Linked DNA regions of Homo sapiens: region 1 is linked to region 2. The links are chromatin contacts, found by Hi-C or POLR2A ChIA-PET in ENCODE. All regions are on one chromosome and are shown on one strand. Each heading gives the region's core, a stretch centred on a gene start or an enhancer-like site at or near the end of the contact. The rest is flanking DNA. Distances are from core to core; before and after follow the strand shown.

Region 1 (4,032 bases), core at 703-3,202, 400 kb before region 2:
CTAAGATTTCTTTTTGTTTGTTTTAAACCAATATTCAGTTCCATCATATCTATGCATAAGACATGCATAAAATAAGTGGTGGGTCTATTTTGTTTTGTTTTGTTTTGTTTTGAGACAGAGTCTCATTCTGTTGCCCAGTCTGGTGTGCAGTGGTGCCATCTCTGCTCACTGCAACCTCCACCTCCTGGGTTCAAGTGACTCTCCTGCCTCAGCCTCCTGAGTAGTTGGGATTATAGGCATGCACCACCACGCCTGGCTAACTTTTGTATTTTTAGTAGAGCTGGGGTTTCACCATGTTGGTCAGGCTGGTTTGAATTCCTGACCTTGCGATCTGCCCGCCTCAGCCACCTAAAGTGCTGGGATTACAGGCGTGAGCCACCATGCCCGGCCAGTGGGTCTATGTCTTATAACAAGATTTGTGTTGTTGTTACACAGCTTAAAATAGAGGCATTTGCACAAACCTGATAAATACAAATGTGTCTTTTGGAAAGTCTCTAAATTCCTACAGCTAATATTTTCTATATCGTACTATTTAGTGTTTAATTATCTACGAACTTCAATTGATCACATGAATGTTATTTCTCTTTGGGGATTTGATCTCAAATGTCTAGAACAGTGGTTCTCAACTGGGGCAACTTCATTTCTCAGGGCACATTCTGCATTGTCTGGGACACTTTTTATTGAAACAACTAGGGTGGGGAAGCTGTTAGCATCTAGCGTGTAGAGGCGAGAGTTGCTGCTAAGCTTCCCACAGTGCACAGGACACCGCCCACCACACAGAGTGATCCAGCTTCGAACCTCAATAGTGTTGAAGATGAGAAATCCTGCATAGGAAGAATTTTGCTTTCTATTTCTTAATTTCTTGTTCTGGATATAGTACAGGCCTGACACCCTGTAGATGCTCATATTCAATTTGAGAATGTGGCTGAGTTTGCCTATTAAATCAGGACCCCAAGTGGATCTAAGTGCAGTGGTTTTGATTGAAAGAAAAAAAAAGTTTTTGCATTCAATATGTATGGATCATGGGGTGGGGGTTGATACAAAATAGAAAAAATATATAGATAAAGAAAATGAAGACATCTCCCAATCTTTTCTGAGATTGCCATCAACATAAAAGGCAGGTTATTAATCTTCAGGGTACAGTCTTTGTATGGAGGGAATCCCTTGGGGGTTATTGGAAATTTTATTGCTTTTCATTGGACTCAGTGTAAAATGGGGTAATTTAGGCTTAACAAACAAAGCTCGGGTTGACTCACTTTTTTTCAGAGGCTCCAGAAAGAGAATTCTCACAGAGCAGGAATCAACCTTTTCCTCCATAAATCACAGGAGGAGGTGAGAATTTGGCTAATATCCAGAGCACTGCAAAGAAATAAACAATGCAAAGCAATCTGTGGCTTACTTGATGCCAGTTTCTCCGTAGATAAATATTTCTGTGTTTTGATCTTATACATTCTTCCCCCTCAAGCTGAAACTTTTTCTGTCTCTCTTCCAGTCTGTCTGTTAGGCGAGGCCTTGGGAGCAGGATCCTGACAATGTACTGGTCAGCTCTTTTAGGGTTTTTTTTTTTTTTTTAAAGTTGATTTCCTCTGCTGGTGAGCCATACATCACTGACATCCCTGTCTGTGCTGCTTGTCTGTGACAGAATGACAGGTGTCATTTGTCACTGGGGCTTGCGGAAGCTGTGGGAAGAGGGATTGAAATTTTTTTTCTGGAAGGGCTCAGTGTCTGCCAGATCATTAAAAAGGGGGCTTTCCAAAGAAAGCTGTGTGTAATGTGATTGCACTTACTGTCAACGATAGGCTAAAAGAAAGAGAGAACATCAAAAGGGAGTGAGAGAAAGAGGGGGAGGAAAGAGAGGAGGAGTTTCTGCCAGGGGCATTTAAAGTTCTTGAGCTGCCAATGCAAGGATCTGCTTTAGTTCAGTTCTAGTGTGTGCATGCTAAATAAGTCCTTCAGAGATTTCCGCTCAGCTCATGGTGCCAATGAGGAGACCGTAACAGGAAACCTCTTTAATAGCACTTCTTCTCATCACATATTATGTAGGGCATGGAGACAGACTTGGTACTATACAGGGCATGACTTGCAGTCCAATCATTGAAGAGCTGAGGCAGGAAAACCTATTTGAACAAAAGCAGAGGGTCCCAATAAATCACGAGGCAAAACTGAGACCTGCTGGCAGGCTCCTTCTCCAAAGAGACATTTACAGCATCCTGTTTGCATAAGCACGCTCGGAAAATGCCCAAGAATATCTCCTTGCAGCTTCTCTCCTCTTGGCATGAAGTCCGTCACCAAATGGATCTCCAGGGATCAGGGAATAGAGTCTGCTTATCATTTCATTGCAAAGGGGAAGTGTTCCTTATTCTACTCCCTGTGCCATTAAAGTAATAAAAAGAAGTTAACACTTTCATAGTTCTGCCTATGTGCCGGACACTGCGGTAAATGTTTTACTTATACACCTCACTGTAATCTTCATAGCAATCCTATGAGATCGCTATTTCTGTTTTGGGGATGGTGTCATTGAAGCACAGAGAGGTTAAGTAACTTATCCAAGGTTGCACACTTCTTGGCAAAGCTGGGATTCAAATCTGGATAGTTGGGGTCTGGAGTCTATGCTTTTAGCCTCTTATTGGGAGGGTGAATGATGAACACAGTGGGGAGGCCAGATGATTTTGATAACTTCCAGATTGCAAATCTAACCATGCTGATTTAGGAAATTAACAATTTAGTGATGATGCAAACCAGGGATCTGCAAACTACAGCCAGTGAGTCAAATCCCACCTGAAACCTGTTTTTATATAGCTGGCAAACTAGAAAGAATTTTCACATAAATGGTTGAAAAATTTTGTAAAAATCTGTTTTCTCTTTTGTTACATAAGTACCTGCACATATCCTCAATTTAGTCTCTTGTCTTGCAAAGCCTAAAATATTTACTAGCTGGTCCTTCACAGGGAGTGTTGGTGGCTTCTAATCTAAGGTAAAATCAACTACAGGAAAATAAAATAAAATAAAATAAAAGTTTTTTAAAAAAAAGAAGGAAAGAAAGAGAAAGAAGAAAGGAAAAAGGAAGGAAGGAGGAGAGGAAGGAAGGAAAGGAGGAAAAGAAAAAGAAGGAGGGAAGAAAGGAAGGAAGGAGAAGATCTTAAAAAGAGAAGAAAAGGAAGGGACTTCATTTAAAAGCAAATAAGAAAACTAAGATCCTCACCAGTGGAGCTCTGAGGCCAACAGAAACACTGAAATTGGGCTGGCTTAGGTATACTTACGTGGGAAGGCCATCCTTTCAAAATAAGTTTTCCTTGACTGCCTTTCCACAAAGCCTGCTGCTTGGAGAGACAAATTAGCTATTAGGTAATCTAGTTAATTGACAAGTGACTTAACTAATTACCCTAACATGCTTATTAAATGTTACCTTTCCCATTCTCAACACATTGTTAGAGCATCAATGTATTTAAGGCCTTATCATATCACGCTCTCTTGACAGCACATTCCTGTTAAAACAGAAGGTGCATGCAGTATGTTTTTTCTATCACTATTTTTCTCCCTCTGTGGTTAGAGTCATAAGAGATAGAATTGGGAGCTGGGTACATAACAAGCCCATCCCTATTAAGGAACAATGTCCTATTATACTGGTGCCTATTCGCTGAGATGGATCAAGAATGGACTAAGTAAAGAAATAATGCATAATATCAAGCCTCGGCTAATGGGTGTAGCTAAAGCTTAGAGAAAACTTACTTTGACTCTGGACTAGTCTTTCCTAGCTGGGAGGGCTAGTGTCTATATTTATACAAATCTACAAATTCCTCAACCAAAATTCTTTGAGGCAGATGTGTTTTACAGTTCAGAGTTTTCCAGATCTTAGAAAGAGAATATGGTACATATACCATGTAGTAGATAATATCTTCAGGAAGGAAGGTGAGGAATAGCATCTTGTATGTAAAAATATAAATATTTCTGCAATGAAGCATTAGGATTACTAAATGAGATTTTTTTAAGCTTTAAAAAGTTCAATAGATTTTTCTGCTACATGAATCACAG
Region 2 (4,075 bases), core at 545-3,044:
TGGTTGCCAGAGGCTAGGGGAGGGAAGGATGGCGGGTGGTGGCCTAACTGGGCTTCCTTTTGAGACAATGGAAATATTTTGAAACTTGATAATAGAGGTGGTGGTTGCACAACGTTGTCAGTGTACTAACAGCTATTGAATTGTACACTTTAATATAGTTTTTCTTTTTGAATTTTTTTCTTCTTTTTACATATATTTTGTTTATTGGCCTCCAGCTTTGCATAATGTGGTATATTTTATGTTTTGTAAATTTTACCTCAATATAAATAAACATATACATTTTCAAAACATTTTTAAATGTGTGTGATGTTCTGATGAAGAAAACTCAGGCCCTCGAGCCCAGCAGTCTGTTTCCAGTCCCAACTCAGCCATGTGCCAGCTTTTGTGTGTGTGTGTGTGTGTGTGTGTGTGTGTGTGTGTGTGTCATGGAGTTTCTCTCTTATCGCCCAGGCTGGAGTGCAATGCAGCAATCTTGGCTCACTGCAACCTCCGTCTCCCGGGTTCAAGCAATTCTCCTGCCTCAGCCTCCCGAGCAGCTGGGATTACAGGCATGCACCACCACACCTGGCTAATTTTGTATTTTTAGTAGAAACCTCAGGTGATCTGCTCACCTCGGCCTCCCAAAGTGCTAGGATTACAGGCATGAGCCACTGCGCCCAGCCCATGCGCCAGCTTTATAACCTTGAACATGTTCCTTAACCACTCAAAGGCTCAGTTTCCTCACCTGAAAAAGGAAGGATATGTAGTTCCTTTTCTTTTGGTTTTGTTTAGTTTTGTTTGAGACAGGGATCTCATGCCGTTGGCCAGGCTGGAATGCAGTGGTGCGATCACAGCTCACTGCAACCTTGAACTCCTGGGCTCAAGCAATCCTCCCACCTCAGCCTCCAGAGTAGCTGAGACTACAGGCACATGCCACCAGACCTGGTTAATTTTTAAACTTTTTGTAGAGATGAGGTCTCACTACGTTTTCCAGGCTGGTCTCAAACTCCTGGGCTCAAGCAGTTCTCCCGCTTCGGCCTCCCAAAGCTCTGGGATTACATATAGTTCCTTTCCATGAGTTTGTTGTGAAGATTAAACAACACATTTATCACAATTAAGATAGCATCAGGATCAGAGTGAGGGTTTTGTAGCAAAGTTTTTGTTTGGTTTTGTTTTGTTATTTGGAATCAATGGAGCAAAAGCAAACACACACACACACACACACACACACACACACAAACACACACAGAGCCTTTGAAGTGAGACACGCGTTTGAATTTTGGCTCTGCCACCTACAACCTGGACCACATTGGGTAAAGCTGTTTAGACTCTCGAATCCTCAGTTTCCCAGCTCCTTAAGTACAGGATCTCATCTGACCTTCCTCATTAATACTGAATGACTTCAATTTAAGCAACGCCTGCATATATGACTGCTCACTAAAATATTATCTGTTGAGGCTGGCGTGGTGGCTCACTCCTGTAATCCCAGCACTTTGAGAGGCCCAGGCAGGCGGATCACTTGAGGCCAGGAGTTCAAGACCAGCCTGGCCAACATGGTGAAACTCCGTCTCTACTAAAAATACAAAAATTACCCAGGCATGGTGGTGCACACTTGTAATCCCAGCTACTCAGGAGGCTGAGGCAGGAGAATTGCTTGAACCCGGGAGGCAGAGGTTGTAGTGAGCTGAGATTGCGCCACTGCACTCCAGCCTAGGCGACAGAGCGAGACTCCATCTCAAAATTAAAAAAAAAAAAAATCATTGAAATGATAAAATAGAATCTTAACTTTTCCAGTTATTTTACAGGTTATGATAATCAAACATGTGACAACATTAAGCACCCTGGTAGAGGCAAGATTTGCCAGGCGGCTCTCACATACCCCTGCCTCCCACAATACTACCCCCGCCTCCCATGATATGATGAGATGACAAGGCACTTTACCTCTGCATTATACTCCACAAAACCCGTAATCCCAGACAATCATGAGAAAACATCAGACAAACCCAGATCAGCAGACATTCTACAAAACACCGAGTCCTTCCCAACACTGTCCACGGAATGAAAAACAAGGAAAATCTAAGAAATGGTCACAGACGAGAGAAGACTACAAGAGGCATGATGACTGAATGCAAGGTAGGATCCTGGGACAGAAAAAAAATCCCACCACTAATGGGAAAACTAGGGAATTCTAAATAAAGTAACATACCAGTGTTAATTTCTTAGTGTTGACAGATGCATTGTGCTTATGTAAGATGGTAGCACTAGGGCCAGCTGGGTGCAGGGTTGGAACTTGGGTTCGAATTCAGGAACTCTCTGCAATCTCTTTACAACTGTTCTGTGAATATAAAATTATTCCAGGCTGGGCGAGGTGGCTCAAGCCTGTAATCCCAGCACTTTGGGAGGCCAAGGGCAGGAGGATCACTTAAGGTCAGGGATTCGACACAAGCCCAGCCAACATGGTGAAACCCTGTCTCTACTAAAAGTGCAAAACTTAGCCAGGTGTGGTGGCGCCTGTAGTCCCATCTACTTGGGAGGCTGAGGCATGAGAATGGCTTGAACCTGGGAGGCGGAGGTTGCAGTGAGCCAAGATCACACCACTGCACTCCAGCCTGGGTGACAGAGCAAGACTAAAACTTAAAAAAAAAAAAATCCCAAAATAAAAAAGTTTTTTTAAAAAAGTGTGTGTATAGGCTGTGTGCAGTGGCTCACGCCTATAATCCCAGCACTTTGGGAGGCTGAGGCAGGAGGATCACAAGGTCAGGAGTTCAATACCAGCCTGGCCAACATGGTGAAACCCCGTCTCTACTAAAAATACAAAAATTAGCCAGGCATGGTGGCGGGTGCCTGTAATCCCAGCTACTTGGGAAGCTGAGACAGGAGAATTGCTTGAACCCGGGAGGCAGAGGTTGCAGTGAGCCGAGATTGTGCCACTGCACTCCAGCCTAGGCGACAGACTCCATCTCGGGGTGATGGGGGCAGTGGAGGGGGGGGAGTGGGTAGTGTGTGTGTAAAAACATTTTGTGAGCTATAAAATGTAGCCGAGGTGACCTTCCTGTGGCTTCCTGGTCCTCTAATGACCTCTGGCCTGTTGCCACCTCTGCAGCCTGCCAGTCCGATTTGCCTAAAACTAATTCACTGAATAATCAAATATCAAATGATCATTTCACTGACTTTTCCAATTGTGTTTTTAACAGCTTTTTTAAAAGCAAGAATATTTTAACAGCTTTAACAGAAAAGTACAATTTTGATTGCTGATTATGAAATGCAATTGTCTGAATAGTAGCTAACCGAAGCTGATATGCTGTCTGAGAAGCTGCTGGAAGAATCCTGAACATGCTAGAAAGTTGGCAAAATTGAAATCAATACAAACTAAAACGTTCCCTTATGAAGTGTTACTTTTTCCAATCAAAATTCCAACTTTTTTTATTTTTTTCAGACGTAGTTTCGCTCTTGTTGCCCAGGCTGGAGTGCAATGGCCCAGTCTCAGCTCACTGCAACCTCCACCTCCGAGGTTGAAGCGATTCTCCTGCCTCAGCCTCCTGAGTAGCTGGGATTACAGGCACCCGCCACCATGCCTGGCTAATTTTTGTATTTTTAGTAGAGACGGGGTTTTAGCATGTTGGTCAGCCTGGTCTCGAACTCCTCACCTCAGGCAATCCGCCTGCCTCGAACACCCAAAGTGCTGGGATTACAGGCATGAGCCACTGCGCCCAGCCTCCAACATTCTTTATACAGTAGGGTAGGTTTAGCTATTCATGTTCTTCAAAAGCTCTTTTTTTTTTTTTTTTTTTTTTTTGACAGAGTCTTGCTTTGTCGCCAGGCTGGAGTACAGTGGCGTGATCTCGTCTCACTGCAACCTCCGCCTCCCGGTTTCAAGTGATTCTCCTGCCTCCACCTCCTGAGTAGCTGGGACTACAGGCACCTGCCACTATACCCAGCTAATTTTTGTATTTTTAGTAGAGACAGGGTTTCACCATGTTGGCCACGATGGTCTCGATCTCTTGACCTCGTGATCTGCCCGCCTTAGCCTCCCAAAGTGCTGGGATTACAGGCGTGAGCCACCACACCCAGCCTTCAAATGTTTTTGAATAACGTG

The links. Hi-C counts contacts between places; a loop is a spot of excess contacts on that map. ChIA-PET counts read pairs that join two places held with the same protein, here RNA polymerase II (POLR2A). Pooled maps may share reads with other maps.
Region 1: a pooled map shows a loop between it and region 2 (2.6-fold over the local background). The contact joins the enhancer-like site here to the promoter of ZNF217-AS1 in region 2. A Hi-C loop is called at or near these places in 25 of 168 maps with a recorded cell type or tissue (CD14-positive monocyte, CD4-positive, alpha-beta memory T cell, CD8-positive, alpha-beta T cell and 18 more), 12 of 37 single-sample maps with no recorded cell type and 38 of 50 pooled maps. POLR2A ChIA-PET finds 5 or more read pairs at or near these places in 2 of 52 experiments (activated CD4-positive, alpha-beta T cell and activated T-cell).

The regions. Positions count from the first base shown.
Region 1 is chr20:53,147,624-53,151,655 of GRCh38, forward strand. The region is part of intron 1 of TSHZ2 (teashirt zinc finger homeobox 2); the gene reads left to right. Among named protein-coding and RNA genes, the nearest start is that of TSHZ2, 180 kb to the left of the region's middle. RefSeq lists a silencer at 1,593-1,793. Within about 2 kb of position 1,953, at least 3 of the 41 ENCODE cell types and tissues checked have a DNase peak (open chromatin) inside an H3K27ac peak, as active enhancers do.
Region 2 is chr20:53,550,976-53,555,050 of GRCh38, forward strand. ZNF217-AS1 (ZNF217 antisense RNA 1) reads left to right here and starts at 1,795. Exons shown (of 6, transcript NR_110051.1): 1 at 1,795-2,112.